Regions from separate parts of the Homo sapiens genome. Here region 2 is linked to region 1. A link is a contact called in ENCODE Hi-C or POLR2A ChIA-PET data. All regions are on one chromosome and are shown on one strand. Each heading gives the region's core, a stretch centred on a gene start or an enhancer-like site at or near the end of the contact. The rest is flanking DNA. Distances are from core to core; before and after follow the strand shown.

Region 1 (3,279 bases), core at 780-3,279:
GGAGGAAGGATGGCACGCATTGCTTTCTCTTTCCTGTCCTTACTCTGTCTTTCTCCCTCTGTCTCTCTCTCTCTAGGACGGCATATTTCTTGTCAGCAAGTCTGATGGGTCCCCCAGTTCCCCGCTGCTGTGGAGAGAGAGGAGGCCCACAGAGGCGGCCTGACCGCGGTACTGTGCTGGCACTCCAGACGCCCTGTTCCCACCCGTCATCCTGCAGGCCTCTCCTCTCTTCTGCTGCCCCCACAGTCCAGGCTGCCTGCTTCTCCTGCTGTGGATGCCACTGCCCCCACCCTAGCTTCCCCTTGTTTCTTCCTGATTACTGTTTCTTGCTTTTGCCACCACTGGAGAATGAGGTCATGGGAGCAGTGGGGGACGGCAGTGCTCAGGTGGTGAATGGACTGGGGACCCTGGAGACTGAGGTGAATTTCCCACGCCCCCTCTGAGGGCTGCTCAGAGAGTACTTATCTTGGAATCCATCTCCCCGCAACACACACCCACTGACTCCCATGGGGAGAGGCAGTGGAGAGGACTTTAGCCTTGGTCTTCCTTTCCTACCAGGAGGATGACAGCTCCAGCCCTGCAGCTCCTTCCTTCGCCCGACTCCTGCACTGGAGCCGGATGGTTTAGAATGAGATCCAGGCCTCCTCCCACGTCTCCCTCCCTTCCTTCCATCCCAGGCAGATCAGGGAACTTGCTCCTCCTCAGGAAAGCAGCTGGACAGAGTGGGTGGGATGAGGAGTCCAGGTGGTCCCCAAGGCGAGCACTGCGCAGGTGTGGGCTTTATGAGAGAGGAGATGAGCTACAGCTGCAGAGACTCAGACATATCAGGTTGAGAGAGCAAGGGAGTTAAGAAGTCAAGTTGGCTGTACACCTGTAATCTCAGCATTTTGGGAGGCCGAGGTAGGTGGATCACTTGAGGTCAGGAGTTTGCAACCAGTCTGGCCAACATGGTGAAACCCCGTCTCTACTAAAAATTTAAAAAATTAGCCAGGCGTGGTGGTGAGCACCTGTAATCCCAGCTACTTGGGAGGCTAAGGCGGGAGAATTGCTTGAACCCGGGAGGTGGAGGCTGCAGTGAGCTGAGACTGCACCACTGCACTCCAGCCTGGGCAACAGAGTGAGACTCTATCTCAAAAAAAAAAAAAAAAAAAAAAAATCAAGTTGTCTTGCCATTCATTCATAAGTGGGGAAACTGAGGTTCAGACAGATTAACCCATAGACAGATACAACTTTGTATAGCACTTTACTTTTTCATTTATTTATTTATTTAGAGACAGGGTCTCGCTCTGTCACCCAGGCTGGAGTGTAATGGCGCAATCACAGTTCACTGCAGCCTTGACCTCCCAGGCTCAGTAATCCTGCCTCAGCCTCCCAAGTAGCTGGTATTACAGGCACACCCCATCATGCCTGGCTAATTTTTGTATTTTTAGTAGAGATGGGTCTCCCTGTACTACCCAGGCTGGTCTCCAACTCCCGGGCTCAAGCAATCTGCCTGCCTCAGCCTCCCAAAGCGCTGAGGTTCTAGACATGAGCCACCACACAGGCCACATCTCTTTACAATTTACCAAGCCTAGCCATTAAGTAGACGGAAAACATCTACTTAAACGAGAAAACTACAAGAGCACAGCGCCACCATGCAGCACATTTGTTGACTCCTTCAGCATGTCGGTGCAGACACCTGCTCTGTGCAGGGGCTGTGCTGAGTGCAGAGCACTCTGTTAGCTCGCAGCCTTGCAGGTTCCCTGGAGCTGCACCATCTCATTTCCCCTTACAACTTCCTGAGGTGCACAGACAGACATCGCTGCTCTCCCCACTTTACAAAGGAGAAAAGTGAGATCGGAGAGGGGACGTTATTTGCCCAAAGCCACACAGTCTTTGTTTTAAAATCAGAGGCTAGACTTTTAAAAAACCTCAGGGCTGGAAGCCACTGTGGCTCCAGAAAGTCACCAAAGTTGTGAGTGCAGATAAATATTTAACAACTGCCTGGGGGCTGGGGTGCAGGTAGGGGCAGAGGAGTCCTGAATTGCCGTTGTTGCCAATTTCTGTGGTGTAAATACTTCCACGGTAGCTGACTTCCAGCTACCCTTTCAAAAAAGTTACTGAACATGGAGTTAGGAAGAGACATGTTCAGTTGCCTCTCACCCAGCTGCATACATGATCTCCAGCACACCCCTGCTGAGAGCTTCCTGATTTGTGTTTCTAAAAGAGTCAAAGGGAAACATTTACATTTCTTTCTTTTTTGTTTTGTTTTGTTTTGTTCGAGACAGGGTCTCACTCTGTTGCCAGGCTGGAGTGCCGTGGTGCAATCACGGCTCACTGCAGCCTTGGCTTCGTGGGCTCAAGTGATTCTCCCACTTCAGTCCCTGCCCCCAGCTCCACCTCCCCCACCAAAGGCTCATGCCCTGGTAATTTTTTTTTATTCTTTGGTAGAGACAGGGTCTCCCTATGTTGCCCAGGCTGGTCCCAAACTCCTGGCCTCAAGCAATCCTCCCGCCTCCAATTCCCAAAGTGCTGGGGTTACAGGCGCGAGCCACTGCGTCAGGCCACATCTCTTTACAATTTACCGAGCCCAGTTGTTTATTTAAAAATAAAAACATTTATTTAAAAATTACGGGCACAGTGGCTCATGCCTGTAATCCCAGCACTTTGGGAGGTCAAAGTGGGCGGGTCACCTGAAGTCAGGAGTTTGAGACCAGCCTGGCCAACATGGTGAAACCTCATCTCTATAAAAATACAAAAATTAGCCAGGCATGGTGGCACGCGCCTGTAATCCCAGCTACCCGGGTGGCTGAGGTAGGGGAATCGCTGGAACCCGGGAGGCAGAGGCTGCAGTGAGCCGAAATTGCACTATTGCACTCCGGCCTGGGCGACAGAGAAAGACTCCGTCTTAAAATATATATATATATATATAAAATTAAGCCAAAATCCAAAAGATGGAATGACTGTGTGTTTGTCTCCTAAAGAACCCTAAGTCTGAGAGAGGAGGCCCCGTGGCAAGCCTCGTAAATATCAGGCAGTAACTGCCGGGTGTCTACAGAGTCACTGTGGCTCTAAGAGGAGGGAACCCTCCATGGAAAGCTGAGGTGGCGAGGGGTTCACAGAGCCCCGCACACGCATGTGCACACCCCAGCCCTCCAAGACACACACACACCTGCACATGAGCACATACTCATATGCACACACATATGCAACCCTTTGACACAAGAAAGACCCTTTGCCAAGCCCGAGTGGGATCTGACAGAGATTGGAGGATGGGCACCTTTTTGTAATTCACATGCC
Region 2 (3,220 bases), core at 3-2,502, 240 kb before region 1:
AACTTAAGATACTTATCTCACACTGCCTCTCAATGGAAAACAAACTTGAGGCCTTGAAAACTGATCCATTTTCCAATAAAGGAAAGCGTCCCCCCACTACTCATCAGTATTAAGGTGGGCTCAGTGTTTACTCACCCTTTTTTCTGAGCTCTGGTTTGCCTTTCTTGACTGTGGCCATCACCATGTCACCCACACCAGCAGCGGGAAGTCTGTTCAGCCGTCCCTTGATCCCCTTCACGGAGATGATATACAGGTTTTTGGCTCCTACAAAAGAATGTAAATAAAAATAAAAAATGTTGAGGGCCATCAGGCCGTTCCATCAGTATAACATTTCCCAAACACTTCCAAAGCCCCTCCCTCCACTCACTGCCCAAGCAGTTAGTCCGCAAGAACGCCTTGTCACACCACCGATTGAAGCAAACAACACATGTTGCCACTTCACCCAAAAGCGATGTTTTCACTCTCCCCTTTCTTGACGGCTCAATAGGTCATTAGCCACAGGCCCATTGAGTGCTTTTAAAAGGGGGAGTATAGCAACGTGCAAAGACCTCACCTGTGTTGTCAGCACAATTGATTACAGCTCCTACCGGAAGACCCAAGGAAATCCGGAATTTCGCACCAGAGGACCCACCACGTCCTGTGGATATAAAGGGAAGGGAAACAGGATAAAGAGATCACAATCTAGACATGGTTCGGAGTTCCCCCTCATACTCAAGCTGTAATTCACCGCACATGCTTTGATAGACTGTACGCTATAGATTAGCTCGCTCGGATTTTACTTATGCCGTCCCCATGTGCCACCCGATTCTCACGGAAAGTAGCCTATTTCTTACTATTAACACTCTGACATCGAAATTAAGAAACCTAGACGACTCAACCCTTGCTCTAACTTTCGCAAAACGCAATTACTCCTGCAAGGCATAAAACCGCAGAGGTCGCGCAAACCAGGGCCTAATCCAGTCTAACTTCAACCCCATTACGATAGCCCTATTCGCGGAGCGATCTCGCGGTATCCAGACTACATTCACGTCGGGATCCTGCCATCTCAACTCTCCAGCACCCCACTGCCACTTTCGAGGGCCCTGGCAGTGCTCTCGCGGTGGCCTGGCTCTCTCTCTCCGGCCTGAAGGAGAGCAAAGCGCCCCAGCTGCCTAGGGCCACCGCTCCTGACGAATCCGCCAGCCACTGCACGACAGATGGTGGAGGATCCTCCAGAAACAAAACCTCACCTCGCTTCGACATCTTGAACGCCGGAAAAAAGAAAAAAGGAAGTCGATTCAAAGGACACTGGGATATGAACTTTAACGCCCCGCCCACCCTCCTCACGTGGCCGGAGCAAAAACCGGCCTCTTCCGCCTCTGGGCGCTGCCTTATTACGTAATAAGTTTACGACGTCGCTTTTAGCCCTCTCTGCGAAGTGGGAGTTGAGGTAGAAGCGCAAGAGATAGGAAGTATCTTCTCTACGAGCTTAAGAGTAGTTAGGGACATGGAAACAGTGATTTGTTAACTTGCTCACGACCTCTTTTGACCACTTAATAGTGCCAGGCACTTATCTGCACACTAGAGAATAGGAATTAAAACACGGTTTGTGCCGTGTGGGGGTTCCCCAAGGAACAAAGAAAGTGGGGGAGGGAGGGAGAACAAGCTCTAAACGGTTTCGTTGAATGTAATACAGTTGAGAAGTGCTGCAGATCATTCCATCTATGTGTTCTTGGTATCATACCATTCTGTATTTTACATATACAGTATTGCTCTATTTATTGACCCGTCCCCCCCAACACACACTCTTTTTTTCTTTTTTTGAGACCGAGTCTCACTCTGTCGCCCAGGCTGGAGTATAGTGGCGAGATCTCAGCTCACTGCAACCTCCGTCTTCCGGGTTCAAGCAATTCTCTGTCTCAGCCTCAGAGTACCTGAGACCACAGGCGCCCGCCACAACGCTGGGCTAATTTTTGTATTTTTAGTAGAGACGGGGTTTCGCCATGTTATTGGCCAGGCTGGTCTCGAACTTCTGATCTCAAGTGATCTGCCCGCCTTGGTCCCTCAAAGTGCTGGGATTACAGGCGTGAGCCCCCGCGCCAGGCCTAATTGCTCCTTTCACAGCTTCAGCCGCCCCTTATTCTCTGGGTTCTTTCCTTCCCACGATACATTAATTCACATACTTATTGAGCTCCTACTTTACAGCAGGTTCTGTCCAGGGCGTACAGCGGATTACATCAGAGAACAAAATAGATCAACATTCTTTTCCTTATGGAGCTTACATTCTGCTGGGGTGCAGGTGGAGGAGGATATTAGACACTAAACAAAAGATATAATAAGTAATTGCAGTATGTAGTATGTTAGATGGGGATATGTATTATAAAAATATAAATAGTATCGCTTCTCGGCCTTTTGGCCAAGATCAAGTGTAAAATATAAATAGTGGCCGGGCCTTGTGGCTCACGCTTGTAATCCCAGCACTTTGGGAGGCCGAGGCGGGTGGATCACGAGGTCAGGAGATCGAGACTAGCCTGGCCAACACAGGGAAACTCCGTCTCTACTAAAAATACAAAAATTAGCTGGGCGTGGTGGCGGGCGCCTGTAATCCCAGCTACTCCGGAGGCTGAGGCAGGAGAATCGCTTGAACCCAGAAGGCAGAGGCGGCAGTGAGCCGAGATCGCGCTACTGCACTCCAGCCTGGGCGACAGAGCTAGACTCCGTCTCAAAAATGTATATAGATAAATAGCTCTTTGAGGAAGACGCGGTCGTAGGTGTTGCGGATCGCTGATCCGCACGCTCCTGCTACTGACTCACCGCTGTTCGCCCTCGCCGAGGAACCAGTCGCTCAGGAAGCCGCGCAGCAGCCATGGCTTTTAAGGATACCGGAAAAACACCCAGGGAGGCGGAGGTGGCAATTCACGAATTCGAGTCACTCTAACGAGCCGCATCGTAAAATCCCTGGAGAAGGTGTGTGCTGACTTGATCAGAGGAGCAAAGGAAAATAATCTCAAAGTGAAAGGACCAGTTCGAATGCCTGCCAAGACTTTGAGAATCACTTCAAGAAAAACTTTGTGGTGAAGGTTCTAAGACATGGGATCATTTCCAGATGAGAATCCACAAGTGACTCATTGACTTGCACAGTCCTTCTGAGATTGTTAAGCAGATTACTTCCATCAGTATTGAGCCAGGAGTTGAGGTGGAAGTCACCATTGCAGATGCTTAAGTCAACTATTTTAATAAA

Evidence for each region. Hi-C counts contacts between places; a loop is a spot of excess contacts on that map. ChIA-PET counts read pairs that join two places held with the same protein, here RNA polymerase II (POLR2A). Pooled maps may share reads with other maps.
Region 2: a loop to region 1 is called in a pooled map, with 3 times the contacts of the local background. The contact joins the promoter of RPL23 here to the enhancer-like site in region 1. A Hi-C loop is called at or near these places in 1 of 168 maps with a recorded cell type or tissue (natural killer cell) and 7 of 50 pooled maps. POLR2A ChIA-PET finds 5 or more read pairs at or near these places in 11 of 52 experiments (A549, AG04450, CD4-positive, alpha-beta T cell and 8 more).

Annotation. Positions count from the first base shown.
Region 1 is chr17:39,090,827-39,094,105 of GRCh38, forward strand. The region is part of intron 7 of PLXDC1 (plexin domain containing 1); the gene reads right to left. It also overlaps the pseudogene RDM1P5. Among named protein-coding and RNA genes, the nearest start is that of PLXDC1, 59 kb to the right of the region's middle. RefSeq lists an enhancer at 2,178-2,247. Within about 2 kb of position 2,030, at least 6 of the 41 ENCODE cell types and tissues checked have a DNase peak (open chromatin) inside an H3K27ac peak, as active enhancers do; they include CD4-positive, alpha-beta T cell and natural killer cell, where a contact is called at or near this core.
Region 2 is chr17:38,852,469-38,855,688 of GRCh38, forward strand. It overlaps RPL23 (ribosomal protein L23), which reads right to left and starts at 1,253. Exons shown (of 5, transcript NM_000978.4): 1 at 1,230-1,253; 2 at 554-637; 3 at 136-264. The coding sequence starts at 1,242. It overlaps SNORA21 (small nucleolar RNA, H/ACA box 21), which reads right to left and starts at 527; the gene lies at 395-527. It also overlaps the pseudogene RPS20P35. RefSeq lists enhancers at 106-889, 200-1,399, 890-1,673, 1,397-1,506.